Linked DNA regions of Homo sapiens: region 1 is linked to region 2. A link is a contact called in ENCODE Hi-C data. All regions are on one chromosome and are shown on one strand. Each heading gives the region's core, a stretch centred on a gene start or an enhancer-like site at or near the end of the contact. The rest is flanking DNA. Distances are from core to core; before and after follow the strand shown. Region 1 has its middle 50 kb from the start of LANCL3. Region 2 holds the start of XK (X-linked Kx blood group antigen, Kell and VPS13A binding protein).

Region 1 (3,626 bases), core at 548-3,047, 160 kb after region 2:
ATTTGCAGACATTTATTTTGAAGTCGGTCATTGTTGGTGGTTTGTGGCTTTGCTCTCAGGAAGAAGGGTGCTATATTTAAATTAATCAATAAAGAATAAATACACTTGAAAAGGAGTTTATGATTTGGTGTTCTTAGAGTGAAGATGTGGGAAGAGAAGTCCTGCAAATGTGAGGAGTCGATTTTACAGAAAATTGAGTCTCGGGTAATTTAGTGACTTTCTCCCACAATGCTCAGTTATTTAATGGTGGAGCTAGGAGTAACCAGTTCTCAGGTGCTCCAGGCCCATTCCCTTTCTACTTTACTATGGGAGCAGGATCTTGCAGAAAAATTTTCTGTATGTAATTTACTTTTCATAAAATAATAATAATAAATAATTTGGTATTGTTTAAATTTTTGTTTAGAAATAATTTAAAACTTGCAAAATAGTTGCATATACAATACACATGACTTTCTGTAGTTTGTCTAAGACTTTTAGTTTATTAATTATCTTGAAAACAGTTAAGATAAATACCTAAATTTCTTACACTTCATTTGTAGATTGGTTAAGTTTTTATTAATTATAATAATATTTAAGTGTATACAAATATAAATATAAGACTTCCATTAAGTTGCGCCATAATCTTAACATATAATTTGTATAAATTTGGTTCTTATAAACTTTAGACAATATTCCATGTATTTGGATTGATAGTTTCACCACTTACACCAGCTGGGTACAATTTTACGATGTCCTTGTTTCTCTGTCAAAGTGTTATTATAAAGTATAATACACATAACTTTCTACGTTTAGATAGATCAATTTTTAACATTTTACAAATGTGTGTCACAGACACACAAACACACACTGAAATACCTGAATGAAGAGACAGACAGATGCAGCTAACTTCATATATTTCCCAAGAACAAGAATTCTGGGACAGGCACCATGGCTCACACTTGTAATCCCAGCACTTTGGGAGGCCAAGGCAAGAGGATCTCTTCAGCTTAGGAGTTGAAGGTTACAGTGGCCTATGACCAAGCCAATGTAAGGCAGCCTGGGTGACAGAGCAAGACCCTGTCTCTAAAAATATTAAAAGAAAAGCAAACAAAAGAAAAAAATTCTCTTACAAAACCATAGTACGTGTATCCAATTCCAGAAATTTAACATTGATACCATGCTCTTTATTATATAATATACAGTCCATATTCAGTTTTCACAGTTGTTGCAACAAAGTTTTTCTGGTCATTCTATTCTTTTTCCTCCTAAATATAATCCATGTTAATGTGTTGCACTTAGTTGTCACGTCTCTCTGGCCTCCTTTAACATGGACTAGTTCCCAGTCTTTCTTTGTGTTTTATGACATGGACATTCTTGAAGAACACAGGCCTGCTGTTTTGTAAAATATCTCTCAGTTTGAGTTTGTCTGATGTTTCCTCATGATTACAGTTGGTTTAGGTACTCTTCTGGCAGAAATACTACTTAAATGGCTGTGTGTCCCTGTTACAGCACCACAACAAGAGGCACATGATGTTAGTTTGTCCATTATTGGTAATAAATCTTTGACATTTGGTTAAGCAAGGGGAGGGGGGTCTTCCAGGTTTCTTAGCAGGTTATTTTCAGCACAGCATGAGAAGCAAGAAAGTCTACATGGCAGGAAGTACCTAAAATCCATTTGTGAGCTAAACTAGATGGAATGCTGGCATTAACTAGAGTTAGATGGGGTTCTTTGCAGTGCCAGCCAGTGTGATTCAGCCCTCAGCTTGTACTATTCTCCAGCCCTCCTCCTCCTGCCAAACCCTACGGCCTGATTCAATGGCAATCTTTGATGGGGCCTGCTGAGTCACTTTCTTAGGAGCCAATGCTATGTAGGTATTCCTTCCTCTACAGGAATTCAAAAAATATTATCTCAAAATCTAAAAACACATGAGTTGGATGACACTACGGTTTGCATATCCTGAGTCCTTTATTGATTGGTTGCAGAGATTTTTGACTGATAAGCCTGGCTTTAATTGAGCTTACTTATGTAATAGGCAGTAATAATAGCCCCAAGGAATATATTTCCCAAGGCACCAACCATAGTAACAGGGACCCCTTCCCCGGCCCCATTTCCTTGCCCTGTCCTGTGCTGAGGTAATTGGCTGAATAGAACAGAGCTTGAGCCGGGCACAGTGGCCCATGCTTATAATCCCAACACTTTGGGAGGCTGAGGCAGGTAGACAGCTTGAGCTCAGGAGTTCGAGACCAGCCCAGGCAACATGGCAAGACCCTATCTCTACTAAAATTACAAAAAATTAGCCAGATGTGGTGGTGCATGCCTGTGGTCCCAACTACTTGGGAGGCTGAGGTGGGAGGATCGCTTGAGCCCAGCAGGGCGAAGGTTGTAGTGAGTCGAGATCGCCCCACTACACTCCAGCCTGAGTCACAGAGCCAGGCTCTTTCTCAAAAAAGAAAACAAAAAATTGAGAATAGAACTCGAAAAACACAGTTGCAGTTGTTTTCCTCAGGGAGCCATCTCACTCTAATGAAGGTTCTACCTGCTACCCACCCTTATCCCCTGCCTTTCCCCTTACTAAGCTGGGATAATGTTAAACATTTTTTACTTGGCAGAAATATTCATTCTTGATTACAAATCACTGGGTTGTCTGAGAAAGGTGAAGTCATATAAAACTATGGGCCTTCAAAGAGGATACTCCACCCTCTTTGGGAACTGATTAGAAACTAACATGAATCGAATAAAACAAAATGAATGAAGTAGCTCTCTATAGAAATGTTTACAGGCCCAACTTCCAAACTTCATAGTTATTTAATCATGGATTGCTATTGGGACGAGAGCTGCTCCCACATTTTAGAATGTTATAGTTAAAAAAGAGTGTTACGAATGATCAACCTGCTAGCTGCCTCAGTTTCTTCATTACAAATGAGAATAACCTGATCTAAAGAGACATGTTTGGAGCAAGCTTGAATTTATTTGGCCTTCTCGTCAAGTCAAGCAGGTTTAGCTTGGAAAAAACTGAATCACACATAAACTAGAAGTGGGGTTGCTCATGGATATGAGACTGTGCCTTGGGAGTTGGTAATAGAGAGGGGTTGTTTTCTCAAAGCCTTTTTGGAGAAAGTCACCATAGGAGTTCCTTGTTCTTCACCCCAAATCTCCATAGTTTCTGCAACTCCGCTAAATTCCACATGTCTGCTCCTTTCTGTTTTCTTACCCTCACCCTTTCTTTTAATTTCCCCAAAAAATCTGGTAAGAGCGGGGGTAGTATCTTAGCTTGAGTTCTCCGAAAAGATGATCCTGGGAGAAGGGTTTAGATACAAGCAGTTTATTTAGGGGATGTCTTAGTTTGGGCTGCTAAAACAGATTACCATAGACTGGGTAGCTGAAAGAAAAATAATATTTTTTTCACTATTTTGAAAGCCAGCAGTCTGAAATCAGGATGCCAGCATGGTTGGGTGCTGGTGAGAGCTCTCTTTCTGGTTTGAAACTGGTAGTCTTTTCGCAGTATCCTCATATGGTGGAGAGCAGAGAAGGAGGAAAACAACCTCTCTCGTGTCTTCTCAGTGCATTAATCACATAATGAGGGCTCCGCCCTAGTAACCTGATTACCTTCCAAAGGCCTCATCTCCAAATACCATCATACTGAAGA
Region 2 (3,993 bases), core at 1,368-3,867:
ATTATCTGTTTTCTTCTCACAGATAATGTTAAGAAATGATAAGGCCGGGCACGGTGGCTCACGCTTGTGGTCCCAGCACTTTGGGAGGCCGAGGCAGGCGGATCACGAGGTCAAGAGATTGAGACCATCCTGGCTGGCACGGTGAAACCCCGTCTCTACTAAAAATACAAAAAAATAAAATTAGCCGGGCGTGGTGGCGGGCGCCTGTAGTCCCAGCTACTCAGGAGGCTGAGGCAGAAGAATGGCGTGAACCTGGGAAGCGGAGCTTGCAGTGAGCTGAGATCGCGCCACTGCACTCCAGCCTGGGCGACAGAGCAAGACTCCGTCTCAAAAAAAAAAAAAAAAAAAGAAAGAAAGAAAGAAAGAAAGAAAGAAAGAAATGATAAGTGCCCTGCCCAAAGTCAGATCACACTTATTTTACTGAGCAAGAATACAGTCCAGACCACAGGGCTTACCTGGCTAGGAAGGACTAACTCTCTCCTCACTAAATGGCTCCAGGTTGCAGGACTTTTAAAATTCCCCTCCCTCCCTTTCTTTTTCCCCAGACTCTTCCCCAGCTATCAAGAAGTCAGCAGCAACCTCCCACTCCTGCCAGTGTACCTGTTTATTTTCCTTTCTAGGATTCTGCAGCTTCTGGAGGCTGAGAAATTTGTTCACCAAGTTTGCTGTGACTGTGTGCAAACTACAAGTCAGTAGTTTGTGTGTCAGCTGGAACAGTTTTCTTTAATATGAGGTGCAAAAATTTTATGGCCAGGCGTGGTAGCTCATGCCTGTAATTCCAGCACTTTGGGAGGCCTGGGCAGGAGGATCATTTCAGCTCAGGAGTTCCAGACCATACTGGGCAACATAGAGAGAACTTTAGGAGGCCCAGACAGGAGGATCACTGGAACTCAAGAGCTCGAGACCAGCCTGGGCAACATAGGGAGACTCTGTCTCTACAAAAAATACAAAAAAAAAGAAAGAAAAAAGAAAATTAGCCAGGCATGATGGCGCTTGCCTGCAGTCCTAGCTACTCTGGAGACTGAGGCAGGAGTATCACTTGTGCCCAGGAGGTGGAGGATGCAATGAGCTATGATCTTGCTACTGCACTCCAGCCTGGCTGATAAAGCAAGACCTTGTCTCAAAAAAAAAAAAATTATAACTTTGTAAAATTTATCTTGCTCCTCAATGTGTGTGTGTGCGTGTGTGTGTGTGTGTGTGTGTGTGTGTGTGTAAGAGAGAGAGAGAAAGAGAGAGAGAGAGAGAGAGATTTCCTGGTAGGGCTAGCTGAATTTTCTGGCAGCTGAGGTGTCTCTCTGGCCTTTCCATCTCTTCAAATTCCTCTGTCGCCTATGTCTAAAATTCAGTATTATAAACTTATTTCTAATCCAAATGGACGGCCTTTGTTTTGCTTTTCCTATAGTGATGAAAGGTACTAAAACAACACATTTTAAACTCCTTAGATAAGCCAGTCTGTTTTATTACCATGTATTTCTACTTGCTTTGTGTTAATAAAAATTAATTTCCAGAAATGTCACCAACAGTTTTTCTTTACTTAACACACAGCAAGTTTTGTTTTCATGGTGCATTGTGCACCAGCTTTAATGGCTACGTTTATAAGTTTGCCAGGGCCGGAAGACATTTCTAGAACCCCATATGTTTCCATATCCCATAATATTCGTAACGCCACCAAGAGAAAAGAATGGTGCATGGATTTCTTGACTTCCCTATGAGAATTAAATACTGTTAAAGCTTTTAGAACAGTGCTTGGCACACAGTAAGCTCCATGTGTTTGATAAATTAAAATTAAATCACCTGTACATGCTGTCCCCGTAACCACAGCTTAGAACACACTTCCCAAGGGTTTGTGACAACACAAGCCAATCCTGTCAGAGCCTACTTGACCCCAGAGAAACCAATGTCTTTAATGAGGTTGAACCACAAGAAACTGCCATTTTTGTTGGTCAATTTCAGTTGAATGTTGGCTATTTCATTTGACGGAACCTAACAGGAATTCAGTGTGCCCCAACTTTATAACCATTATGCCATGATTCGTCGCGTTCCTGACTGGAATAATGGGGCTGAGGGGCATGGCGGACCGGCTTGGGGCTCAGCCACCTGTCTCCACAGGAAAACCGCCTCCCTCCACTCGAGCAGGTGGGGAGATCAGGCTACAGGACCGAGGCTGCGGCCTGGGGCTGGCTCTGGGCTTCTGCACGCACCTGAAAAGGGGCCCAAGTTGCAGCAGGTGCAGCAGCAGTACGAGCGGGCGGTCGCGGCTGAGGTCGCGGTGTACGAAGAGAAGCGTGAGCTGCACGAGCGCGCAAGGCAGTAGCGAGAAAAGCAACGTCAGCGCCTGCCACATGCGGTCCCCGCCCGAGCGGTAGGTGCTGCTCAGGCTGAGCGCCGCCGTTGTCTCGGCCACGAACAGGAACACGGACGCCAGCACCGAGGCCGGGAATTTCATCTCCGCGCGTCAGCGGCGCTCACCGGGGACGGACGCAGTGGCGGCGGCTGTGTGGCTGTGGCGGCGGCGGCCGTTGCCCGAGGGGCTCCCAGCATGCCCAGCCCCAAACCGCTCCCGCGCTCTGCGCAGCCCGCCGAGGGCACGCGGGCCCGGCCGACCGGCCTGGGCTCTGGAACTGGACCTGGTGGGGGCGGCCGACCTGGCTGGGGTGGGGTGGGGTGGGGCGAGCTGCGCAGCCCCGCCGGGACACGCCCACGCGCTCCGTGCGCCGCCTGCTCGCTCGCTCGCCAGTGCCGGCTGCGTCTCTGTGGTGACCGTCCCCTGGCGGGCCGCGAACCCGCGCCCTACGACGGCTCAGGCCATGGAGCGGGAGCTCAAAAGGATGCAGTTCGCCCTGCGGGCGTCGCGCGCAGCCTCTGGGTCCTAGAGTCCCTTGGGTCCTATCTTGGGAAACCGTTCACATCCCTTTGAAAAACTGCAACCACCCGGGCCCAGAATTGGAGTCCGGGCGCCTTTCTAGCCCAGTCTATTTTCTGGGCCGAGGAAACGCGTGATTCTTCAAAGGGCCAGCATTTCTGGCCTTTTAAAAATAACCAGACCACACAGAGGCTTTTCAAAGTGCAAGTATATTGTCATGCACCCACCACCAAGTGGGAAAAGATTTCACTTTTCACTGTGCCATGTGAGCATGTCCCTTTGTCTTCCAAATACAGTGGTCTGAAGCATTGCTTCCAGTGGTGAAAAGGCGTCAAAGATCGTCTCTAGGAACCTGTCCTTACCTCCCAGAAAAACTGCCTACAAAATATATTCCTCTGTAACTGTAAGTAATTCAGGGCAAAGATCAGGGCCTAATAAGGAAGTAGTTTTTTTTATTCCAAGACAGACCTCTGCTTATTGGTGTGCCAATACCAAGACTAACACAACTCCTTTTAGCCCATTGAACTTTCCACCATCTTCTTGATATCAGGATGTACTCAGTCCACCCCCGTCCCTCAGACCTCGATCAAGTCACTAAATCTTTCTGAAACTCAGGTTCCATAAAGGGATTAGACTTAAATAATTATAAGATCTCTTCCCCTGTTGAAATTGGGTGATTTCAATCTTCAGGCATCTCTGGCATTTTTCTATTTAGGAAAATAATGTAAACACAAATAGAATATAAAGATTCAAAAGGAATCAAACCAAAAAAGAGGTACAGGGAGAGAATGTGGTGGGCTGTTTTTCTGTTTTTTATGTGGCATGAGAAAATCCATTTATGAGTTAAGGGGCAGATTCAGCCAGCAGCTGAGAGGTAGCAGGCCCTTTCCCTAAAAGGATTACTAATGTCTATTTATAGAACCCAGAAGGCCACCATGTCCTGGGCCAAGATACATACACTGCCACAAATACAGAATCAGCAGCAACACTCCACAGAGTATTTGTGTAATGTTTTACTTGACATCATGGTTAGCTTTAAAGGAAAAATTGGTAGCTTAGAATTATTAATCAGGACACTGAATATTTAGCATTAGATTTTATTTTAAGGCAAAGGATTATCACAGGTTTTA

What was found. A loop is a pair of places that touch in the nucleus more often than their neighbours do. Pooled maps may share reads with other maps.
Region 1: a map of ascending aorta shows a loop between it and region 2 (2.1-fold over the local background). The contact joins the enhancer-like site here to the promoter of XK in region 2. A Hi-C loop is called at or near these places in 3 of 168 maps with a recorded cell type or tissue (GM12878, ascending aorta and psoas muscle) and 7 of 50 pooled maps.

The regions. Positions count from the first base shown.
Region 1 is chrX:37,519,407-37,523,032 of GRCh38, reverse strand. No RefSeq gene overlaps it. Among named protein-coding and RNA genes, the nearest start is that of LANCL3, 50 kb to the left of the region's middle. Within about 2 kb of position 1,797, at least 2 of the 41 ENCODE cell types and tissues checked have a DNase peak (open chromatin) inside an H3K27ac peak, as active enhancers do; they include ascending aorta, where a contact is called at or near this core.
Region 2 is chrX:37,684,415-37,688,407 of GRCh38, reverse strand. XK (X-linked Kx blood group antigen, Kell and VPS13A binding protein) reads right to left here and starts at 2,617. Exons shown (of 3, transcript NM_021083.4): 1 at 2,202-2,617. The coding sequence starts at 2,446. It overlaps LANCL3 (LanC like family member 3), which reads right to left. Exons shown (of 5, transcript NM_001170331.2): 5 at 3,945-3,993. RefSeq lists enhancers at 1,805-2,314, 2,315-2,826 and a silencer at 2,496-2,875.